Linked DNA regions of Homo sapiens: region 1 is linked to region 2. Evidence: read pairs that join two places in POLR2A ChIA-PET (ENCODE). Cell type or tissue: Panc1. All regions are shown on one strand.

Region 1 (5,000 bases), 140 kb after region 2:
ACCCTGTCTCAAATAAATAGTAGGCTGGGTGTGGCCTATTTTATAAATTATACATATATAACTTTGAAATATTAAATTTTTTTTTTTTTTTGAGACAGAACCTCACTCTGTCACCCAGGCTGGAGTGCAGTGGCATAATCTCGGCTCACTGCAACCTCTGCCTCCCAGACTCAAGCGATTCTCCTGCCTCAGCCTCCTGAGTAGCTGGAATTACAGGCACGCGCCACCACGCCCGGCTAACTTTTGCATTTTTAGCAGAGACGGGGTTTCACCATGTTGGCCAGGCTGGTCTCGAACTCCTGACTTCAGGCGATCTGCCTACTTCAGCCTCCCAAAGTGCTGGGATTACAGGCCTGAGCCACCACTCCCGGCTCCTGTGTTTCCTTTTTTGGGGGGTACATCCTCACCTATAATGCGTGGGGTCCTGACTCTCCCTGCAGGGCGCTGGCTCTCAACTGCTTTGCTCCCATCAATGACCAAGAAGGGGCCGAGGCCAAGGACTGGCGGTCGGGGAAGCCGGTCAGGGTGGTGCGCAATGTCAAGGGTGGCAAGAATAGCAAGTACGCCCCCGCTGAGGGCAACCGCTACGATGGCATCTACAAGGTGAGTGCCCCTTGAGGAGGCCGGGGGCTCTGTCCCCGCCGGGGCTGCCTCTGATGGAGCTGACGCTGATGCCCGCTCTCTGCAGGTTGTGAAATACTGGCCCGAGAAGGGGAAGTCCGGGTTTCTCGTGTGGCGCTACCTTCTGCGGAGGGACGATGATGAGCCTGGCCCTTGGACGAAGGAGGGGAAGGACCGGATCAAGAAGCTGGGGCTGACCATGCAGGTGTGTCTGGGATGGGGGATGGCACTTTGGGAGGCCAAGGCGGATGGATCACTTACGTTAGGAGTTCAAGACCAGCCTGGCCAACATGGTGAAACCTCATCTCTACTAAAAATACAAAAATTAGCTGGGTATGGTGGCGGGTGCCTGTAATCCCAGCTACTGAGGTGGCTGAGGCAGGAGAATTGCTTGAACCCAGAAGGTGGAGGTTATAATGAGCTGAGATTGCGCCACTGCACTGCAGCCTGGGTGACAGAATGAGAGTCCATCTCAAAACAGGAGCACTGCCGGGCTCCATGACGGCTCTGACACTTCCCGCCTGGGCACCATGTGTCCTGCTTGGAGGCTGTCATCCTTGAAGGTCATTGTGGGTCACAGAATGGGCCCTGCCTGGGCTTGTGGTGCTCATGTTCTGGACCGCGCTGAACACTCCAGGAGGCCTCCCGTCTCGGGCCCATGCTTCCCTGGTTTCTCTCTGATCCAGAATAATTTCCAGGGCCCCAGCTGATGGCACCCCCCTAGCTGTCCCATATAAATCCTCCAGCCAGGGGGTGATGGGAACGCGCAGATGACATTTGCTTCTCCGCCTGCCGCATCTCAGAGTTGAAAACCAGACTTGCTTGTCTTCGTTCTGTTGGTAAAGGGATCGCTGCAGACCAGTCAGGCATCTGGTGTCTTCTGTTTTCACTTCTTGGCTCATCACAAAAAAAAAAAAAAAAAAGCAGAAACAAACCAACCAAATTGGTGGATTCCAGAGAGATCTGGACGGAAAAATGGGGAAGATGAATATCCCCGAGCCATCTCTCACCTCCCTGTGGCGATGGGAACTGCCGAGAACTTACTCAACAAGCGGCGCAGCATTTCAGCACCAGTTAGGATGTGGTCTGTCCATTGCAGGGAGAAGCTTTACAGCAGACGAATCGTGAGACTATTTAAGGAATCTTAATTGCTGTCGAGAGCCTGATGTCCTCTACCCGAGGGGGTCACTCAGGTTGTCTTTTGAATGGATTTGTACGGTGGGGAATTTCAGAAGCTGAGGAAGTAGAGAGAAAAATAGTAATGGGAGAGACAGCCTCAGCTTCTGTTGGGAGTAGGATTTTTTTTGTTTGTTTGTTTTGAGATGGAGTCTTGCTCTGTCGCCCAGGCTGGAGTGCAGTGGTGGGATCTCGGCTCTCTGCAACCTCTGCCTCCCAGGTTCAAGCCATACTCCTGCCTCAGCCTCCTGAGTAGCTGGGATTACAGGTGCCCACCACCACGCCTGGCTCAGTTTTTGTATTTTTAGTAGAGACGGGGTTTCACCATGTTGGTCAGGCTGGTCTTGAACTCCTGACCTCAGGTGATCCACCCGCCTCTGCCTCCCAAAGTGCTGGGATTACAGGCGTAAGCCACCGCTCCCAGCCTTTTTTTTTTTTTTTTTTTGGAGACAGAGTCTCACTCTGTCGCCCAGGCTGGAGTGCAGGCATGATCTCGGCTCATTGCAACCTCCACCTCCCAGGCTCAAGCGACTCTCTCATCTCAGCCTCCTGCATAGCTGGGATCACAGGTGTGTACCACCATGCCCAGCTATTTTTGTATTTCTAGTAGAGACGGGGTTTCGCCATGTTGGCCAGGCTGGTGACCTCAGGTGATCCACCTGCTTCCACCTCCCAAAGTGCTGGGATTACAGGTGTGAGCCGCTGACCCTGGCCAGGATTTTTTTTTTTTTTATGACTCTCATCTCCATTGTAACATAAAGAATGTGAAAGGAGCTCAAAGATTTCCTGAGACACTGGAGAGTCAGACGTGACTTATAGGTACCTTCGAAATGGAGCGATGATGCCCTGTGAGGACAGAGAGGGCCCGAGTCCTCAGAATCACCAGAGTTTGGCCAGCTAAGGCCCTGGGGTCAGGTGTTCGTAAGTGAAGTTTCTGGGGAAACAGTCATGCTCATTCACTGAAGTAGCCTGCTCTCAGCGCTTGCAGTCCAGACCCATAAGGCTTGAAAACATTCACCCTAGGGTCCCTGGAAGCAAAAGTTTGCCTGCCCTCATGGAAATCGTAAAGACAACGAGATCTTATTGGTGGGATGTGATGCTGAACACGTCACCCGCGTTCGCTCACATTAAATGCGCTTACCCCGACCCTGCCAGGTGGAGCTTGGCCGATTATCTCCTCTTAGTCTCCTCTTGTTCGTAGTGAAGCTTTGCGATTAGACAGGATTAGCCATTGGTCGAGGCTCCACAGTTAACGAAGAGCTGAATGCACAGGCGTCCCCCCCTTACCAGGGGGACACTTCGAAGGTCCTCAGCACATGCTTGAAACCAGAGAGTACCAAACCGTTGATGTATAATTTTTTTTCCATACGTTTGGACTGGTGATTAAGTTTAATCTATAAATTAGGCACAGTATGAGATTCACAACCTCTCTTTCGCATCTTAGGCTTCTCTTTAGCATTTCCAAATTGTCAGCATCCCTACTCTTGCACTTTGGGGCCATTATTTTTATTTTTGAGACCAGGTCTCGCTCTGTTGTCCAGGCTGGAGTGTAGTGGTGTGATCATAGCTCACTACAGCCTCAAACTCCTGGGCTCAAGTGATTCTCCTGCCTCAGGCTCCTAAGTAGCTGGGACTACAGATGCACACCACCAGGCTCGGCTAATTTTTTAAATTTTTTTGTAGAGAGGGGATCTTGCTATGTTGCCCAGGCTGGTCTCAAACTCCTGGGCTCAAGCGATCCCCCTGCCTTGGCTTCCCAAAGTGTTGGGCTTATTTAATAAAAATTAGAATGTTTAATATTAATATTTTATATTTAGCCTGTAATCCCAGCATTTTGGATGACTGAGGCAGGTGGATCACTTGAGGTCAGGAGTTCAAGACCAGCCTGGCCAACATGGTGAAGCCCCATCTCTACTAAAAATACAAAAATTAGCTGGGTGTGGTGGCGGGCACCTGTAATCCCAGCTACTCGGGAGGCTGAGGCAGGAGAATCGAGAAGCTGGACAAAGGGAAGGTTCACATCCCTGTGGGACGATGCAATGTTTCATCATGCAGTGTGCGTGATGTGAGGTGGCTGTAAAGGGGGAGGAAGGGGCCCCGAGCCGAGGGATGCAGCGCCTCTAGACGTTGGACACTTAGAACAGTGTGCAGTTTACAACTTAGGAATTGTTTCTAGAATATTTCATGTAACATTTTCAGTTGACTTTGGGTCACTGAAACCTCAGCAAAACTAGATAAGGGAGGACTACCCTGTGCTCTTCAGGGGGATTGGGGGTCAGGTGTGTCTGGAAACCCAGACCTGGCAAGGAGGCTGGAAGAGCGGGCTCTGCATAGCGTGTGGGCCCCAAGCCTGACTCACGGCTGTCCCTCTTCCTCCTGAAGTATCCAGAAGGCTACCTGGAAGCCCTGGCCAACCGAGAGCGAGAGAAGGAGAACAGCAAGAGGGAGGAGGAGGAGCAGCAGGAGGGGGGCTTCGCGTCCCCCAGGACGGGCAAGGGCAAGTGGAAGCGGAAGTCGGCAGGTGAGAATCTCGTGGGTGTGGGGTGAGCGTCTTGTGTGTGGGGGAGCAGGTGGGCATCTCGCGGGTGTGGGGTTGAGGTCGTGTGGACGTGGGAGCCGGTGGCTGTCTCTCCGGCAGCTCGGGCCACGCGCCCCTCCCTCACGCGCCCCACCCTCTTCCAGGAGGTGGCCCGAGCAGGGCCGGGTCCCCGCGCCGGACATCCAAGAAAACCAAGGTGGAGCCCTACAGTCTCACGGCCCAGCAGAGCAGCCTCATCAGAGAGGACAAGAGCAACGCCAAGCTGTGGAATGAGGTCCTGGCGTCACTCAAGGACCGGCCGGCGAGCGGCAGCCCGGTAGGCTCGCACGGCTCACTCGTCGCCCTGATTTGCGTTGACTGCGGTAAAATGTGTGGGGCTTGTTTCCCATGTTCCCCATTTTCAAGTGTACAGCTCAGTCGCACTGAGTACATTCTTGTGGTTGTGCAACCATCACCACCATCACCACCTCCAGAACTTTATCCTCTCCCCAGACTGAAACCCTGGCCCTGAAACTGTCACTCCCACCCCCTCCCAAGCCTTGGCACTCGCTCCCCAGCCCCGGCAACTGCTCCCCAGCCCCTGCACCCGCTCCCCAGCTCCGGCACCCCCTGCCATCCTACCTTCTGTCTCTGTCTCCCGGGGCTGTTGCAAAGTGACCCCAAG
Region 2 (5,000 bases):
CCCAGCTCAGTGAGTCCAGTTTCACCTTCGAGGACCCTCCTTTGTTTCCTCCCTTGGAAGTTCAGCTCCTTCCATTGTGATTCCCCGTTTCTGATCTGTGTGAGTTTTGGAGTCAGAATTAATCTCTTTAGGCCTCGGTTTTCCCCATCTGTAAGGTGGGTCCATAATAGAAGCTTCTACCTTGAGGGGTCATTTTGAGGATGAAAATGTGTTTGTTTATTTATGTATTTAATTTTTTGTTATATAGATGAGGCCTTCCTATGTTGCCCAGGCTGATCTCAAACGTCTGGCCTCGCCTCCTTACACGCCAGGACAACGGGCCTGCAACACCGTGCCTCCCTATTTATTTTTATTTTATTATTTTATTGTTATTTTTGGAGATGGAGTTTCACTCTCGTCACCCAGGCTGGAGTGCAGTGGTGCAATCTCGGCTCACTGCAACCTCCACCTCCCGAGTTCAAGCGATTCTCCTGCCTTAGCCTCCCAAGTAGCTGGGATTACAGGCACCCACCACCACACCCAGCTAATTTTGTATTTTTAGTAGAGACGGGGTTTTACCATGTTGGCCAGGCTGGTCTCGAACTCCTGTCCTCAGGTGATCCACCCACCTCGGCCTCCCAAAGTGCTGGGATTACAGGCATGAGCCACCATGCCCTGCCTATTTTTATTTATTTATGTATGTATTTACTGATACAGAGTCTTGCTCTGTTGCCCAGGCTGGAGTGCAGTGGCGCAATCTCAGTTCACTGCAATCTCCGCCTCCCAGGTTCAAGCGATTCTCCTGCCTCAGCCTCACAAGTAGCTGAGACTACAGGTGTGTGCCCCATGCCCAGCTGGTTTTTCTATTTTTAGTAGAGACAGGGTTTCATCATGTTGGCCAGGCTGGTCTCGAACTCCTGACCTCAAGTGATCCGCCTGCCTTGGCCTCCAAAAGTGCTGGGATAACAGATGTGAGCCACCATGCCTGGCCTATTTATTTATTTATTTTTTAAAAAGAGTTGGATGTCTTATTCAGTTGATAAATAAATAAATACATACATAAATAAGAAAGATGCGGCTGGGTGTGGTGGCTTACGCCTGTAATCCCAGCACTTTAGGAGCCCAAGGCAGGTGGATCACCTGAGGTCAGGAGTTTCAGACCAGCGTGGCCAACATGGCGAAACCCCATCTCTACTAAAAATACAAAAATTAGCCGGGTGTGGTGGCGAGCTCCTGTAATCCCAGCTACTCGGGAGGCTGAGGCAGGAGAATAGCTTGAACCCGAGAGGTGGAGGTTACAGTGAGCTGAGCTCTCTTCACTGCACTCCATCCTGGGTGAGAGAGCCAGACTCCATCTCAGGAAAAAAAAAAAATAGAGATGGGGTTTCATTATGTTGCCCAAGCTGGTCTTGAATTCCTGGCCTCAAGCAACCCTCCCACTTCAACCTCCCAAAGTTCTGGGATTAATTACAGATGTGAGCCACCACAGCACCCAGTCTTGTTTATGTATTTAGACACTCCAGAATCAATACATGTTAAGTGTCCAACAAACCTTGGCTCCATTCTTATTCTTAGAAGGTCTGTCACCCTGAAAAATATTAATCCCTTCCATGTGGGTCCCCATACTTAATGAGTGCTGCACCTGCTACCCAGGTATGGTGTACCTGATATGTGGTTCTGCATATGATCCGCTGAGGCCTTGAAACAACAGCCTCCACAGACCCATTTCTCAGATGAAAAAGCAGAGGCTCCGACAGGGGAGGCACTTGCCAAATGTCACACAGTGGCATCGGAGTCCAACCTTGGTGGGGGCATCAAAGGCAGACCCCAAAGAAAAAGGAAGGGCTGCAGCAAAAACTGCTAAATGTCCCCCAATGGCATTCATTCAAATTCATGCATTTATTCACTCATCCATTCATTCACTCACTCATTCATTCATTCACTCATCCTTTCACTCACTCATCCATTCACTCATTCATTCACTCACTCGTTCATTCATTCACTCATTCATTCACTCACTCGTTCATTCATTCACTCATTCATTCACTCGTTCATTCTTTCACTCATTCATTCACTGACTCGTTCATTTATTCACTCACTCATTCACTCATTCATTCATTCACTCACTCGCTCACTCATTCATTCATTCATTCATTCATTCATTCATAGCTCACTGCAGCCTTCGGCTCCTGGGCTCAAGCAATCCTCCCACCTCAGCCTCCTGAGTACCTGAGACTACAGGCGTGCACCACCACGCCCAGCTAACTTTTGTATTTTTGAAGAGACGCGGTCTCACCATGCTGCCCAGGCTGCACCCTCCCCGCCCTCAACAATATCTTTTCCCTCCACCTTTCCTGGTATTAGAACCCCGACTCGGGAGGCACACGGCCGTTCAGAAAGGACTACATTTCCCAGGGTTCCTTGCGGCAGGAGCAGGGCCATGTGATTATATTCTGGCCAATGGGATGAGGGCAAAGGCCGGTCTATGCCCTCCAAGAAGAGGCGTGCACTTCCCGCTTCCTGTTCCCTTTTGCGGGAGCGGGAGCCACGTGTTTTATAACAAATAGCCAGGCAGAAGGTGTCCCAGAAGACAATGGCGCTGCGGAAGCATTCAATAAATATTTATTATAATTAAAAGACCGTAGCAATACCCCCACCACCAAGACCCTTCACCCAGAAATAGAGAGATTGGAATTGTAAACACCGTATCCAGTTCTGACCACCCTGAAAGCCAGGGCATCATCGCGCCCGTTTTGTCCTAAATGAAGGGCTCCCGGACAATGTCCTGAAAGTGGCAGATGACCTCATCTTCCACTGTCCACAGGGCACAGGGCAGACCGGGGTGCTCTATGGGGTCCTGGCCGATGCCTGGGTCCAGGGGTGTTCCCCAGGTGGTCAGGCAAGGACACGCGGTCATTCTGCCTCCTGCGTCTTGTCCTCGGGCGCCTGGGACCCTCTCTGGTTCCACATGTGGTTGTTCAGCCCCAGCTGTACCATCTGTGCGTGGTGGATAATGAGGGGTTGCAGCCCTGGGCTCTGAGGGGGTGCGGGTGAGGCCGTAGGGAAGGCTGGGGACTGCGGGAAGGGCAGTGACTGTGGAAAGGCTGCTGGCTGTGGGGAGGGCGGTGGGGGGGTGCCAGCCTGCCATGCGTGCAGGGGTGGCGGCTGCGGGCACCCCGGCCAAGTGGGAAAGGGTGGCGGGGCTCCCAGGGGCACCTGGCCCCCAAAGGGCATTCGAGCCCCATAGGGCGCCCCAGTCCCAAATGACATGTGGCTCCCAAAAGCCACCTGGAGCTGCTCCATCTGTGCCTGGTAGGACAAGTAGCTCTGGAGGTAGGCTGAGTAGGCTGCGTTCAGTGCCGCCGCCTGCATCCGCTCACCGTCCAGGTGTTGGCTCTGTTCCCGCAGGGCTCGGGTGTCCTGTTCCTTCCTCCACATGGCCTTTCGGGCCTGAAGCCTGTGGGGCTTGAAGGTGTTGGCCACCTTCCTGGCGAAGATCTGGGAGTGTTCGTCCAGCCGCACCAGCCCGGAGAGCAGGCTGGCCGTGTCGGAGCTGAGCTGGGCCGGGGAGCTCTCCAGGGGCAGGAAGGGGATGACACAGTCTGGCGACCCCTGTCGCGTGAGGTTGCTCATCATGGCTTGGTTCACCTGGTGCAGGCTCAGGCGACAGTCGAAGTTGGAGGTGAGAAGTAGGATGATGAAAGCTGAGTGGTCTATGGCGTCCTGCAGGCAGCTCAGCTCCCCGCGCCCCGGCACCTGGAAATCCTCGCAGAAGGTGGCCCCGTCGGGCACGCCAAGGGCCTCCAGCTTCTCCCGAACCCGCAGGGCGATGTGTTCGTCTGCCCTGGCGTGGAGGATCACAAAGTTATAGAATTTCTGTTCCGATGATGATTCCAGGGAGGAAGGGAACAGGGAGGAGGGGGTCAGGTGAGCTGAACAAGGAGTAGATGAAGGAGGAGGAGGAGGAGGAGGAGGGGATGTTTCTGGGGTGGTGGGAGTAGGTGGGCACGGCTTGGTATTTGGAGAGGTGGTATCTTCTACAGAAAGTTGGAGTGGCGTCTGGTCTTTGACAGAGCAGGGGTTTTTGACCGGCTCCAGAATAGGCAAGGGGAGAGACTGGGGGCCTGCAGACCCCTCGGTGCACTCCACTGGGTAGTTGGTGCTGGTTTCTGGAGCTGCGGGGGTATCAGGGAGGCCAGTGGAGGTTGCATCTGGGGCCACTTCGGGAAGCCCAGGAGGTGGGCTGCTTGGCAGCTCTGGTGGGCTGGCAATCTCCCCCGATGGCGGCCAGCTCATCTCCTCAGGCTCCTGGCAGCCACCGGGGACAGGCTCGGGCACCAAGCTGGCCTGGGGGTCGTCACAGAGCTTGCTGGGCCCATGTGGGCTGCGGTGCAGGCTGAGGAAGGGCATGGTAGGGGACTGGCTGATTTCCAAGTTGCTGGCCAGGGAGGCAGGGCTGCCAGTGGATCGCAGGGAGCACCCTTGGCTCCAGTCCGAAACACCGTCAATGGGGCGTGGGAGGCTCCTGGTCCCAGAGGGCAAAGCCGAGGATGGTGGGAGGCAGCCCAGATTGGACTGGAGCGTCCGGATGCTCCCTGGATCCCCAGCAATGTCCCACCCACACCGGTTTCGGGCCTCATCCTGAAGTTCCCCCAGCCGGTGGTCGTCCCTGGAGCTGAGGGTGCGGACGGCTTCCTGGTAGGCCACGTCCCGCAGCGAGGCGGGGCACAGCTTCTCCTCAGCCAGCAGGTGGTACAAGCGGGCCACAGCCCAGGACACATCTGGGGGCTCCTCTGGGTCCTCGGTGCTGTCCACGCCAGCCCACTGGCGGGCCACCAGCCGGGCCACCGCATCGGCCTTCAATGCCTCTAGAGAGATCCTGGCCTCAGTTTCCTGGCCCAGCTTCAGGAGAACCATGGCATGCAGGAGGTCCTGCCCCTGGCAGCCTGGGCGTGGGGTCTTCAGTTTGTGCTTCAGATACAAGAGCTTGTCCTGGCCTGCTGCACCTAGAATGTCGAAGG

The links. ChIA-PET counts read pairs that join two places held together with the same protein. Peaks named below come from ENCODE experiments on the same cell type or tissue, not always from the same donor. Only the 100,000 strongest peaks of a DNase experiment are listed, where the experiment ranks them.
Region 1: POLR2A ChIA-PET joins it to region 2 with 6 read pairs; 9 of 35 experiments call an interaction of 5 or more read pairs at or near these places.

The regions. Positions count from the first base shown.
Region 1 is chr19:4,950,171-4,955,170 of GRCh38, forward strand. It overlaps UHRF1 (ubiquitin like with PHD and ring finger domains 1), which reads left to right. Exons shown (of 17, transcript NM_001048201.3): 12 at 441-603; 13 at 689-826; 14 at 4,180-4,318; 15 at 4,480-4,652. Among named protein-coding and RNA genes, the nearest start is that of KDM4B, 16 kb to the right of the region's middle. In Panc1, no CTCF peak of the experiment used is centred here; no DNase peak of the experiment used is centred here.
Region 2 is chr19:4,813,347-4,818,346 of GRCh38, forward strand. It overlaps TICAM1 (TIR domain containing adaptor molecule 1), which reads right to left. Exons shown (of 2, transcript NM_182919.4): 2 at 2,586-5,000. The coding sequence ends at 2,893. Among named protein-coding and RNA genes, the nearest start is that of TICAM1, 16 kb to the right of the region's middle. RefSeq lists enhancers at 1-372, 2,507-2,636. In Panc1, no CTCF peak of the experiment used is centred here; DNase peaks (open chromatin) are centred at 1,626, 2,055 and 2,435; H3K4me3 peaks cover 302 bases; H3K27ac peaks cover 717 bases.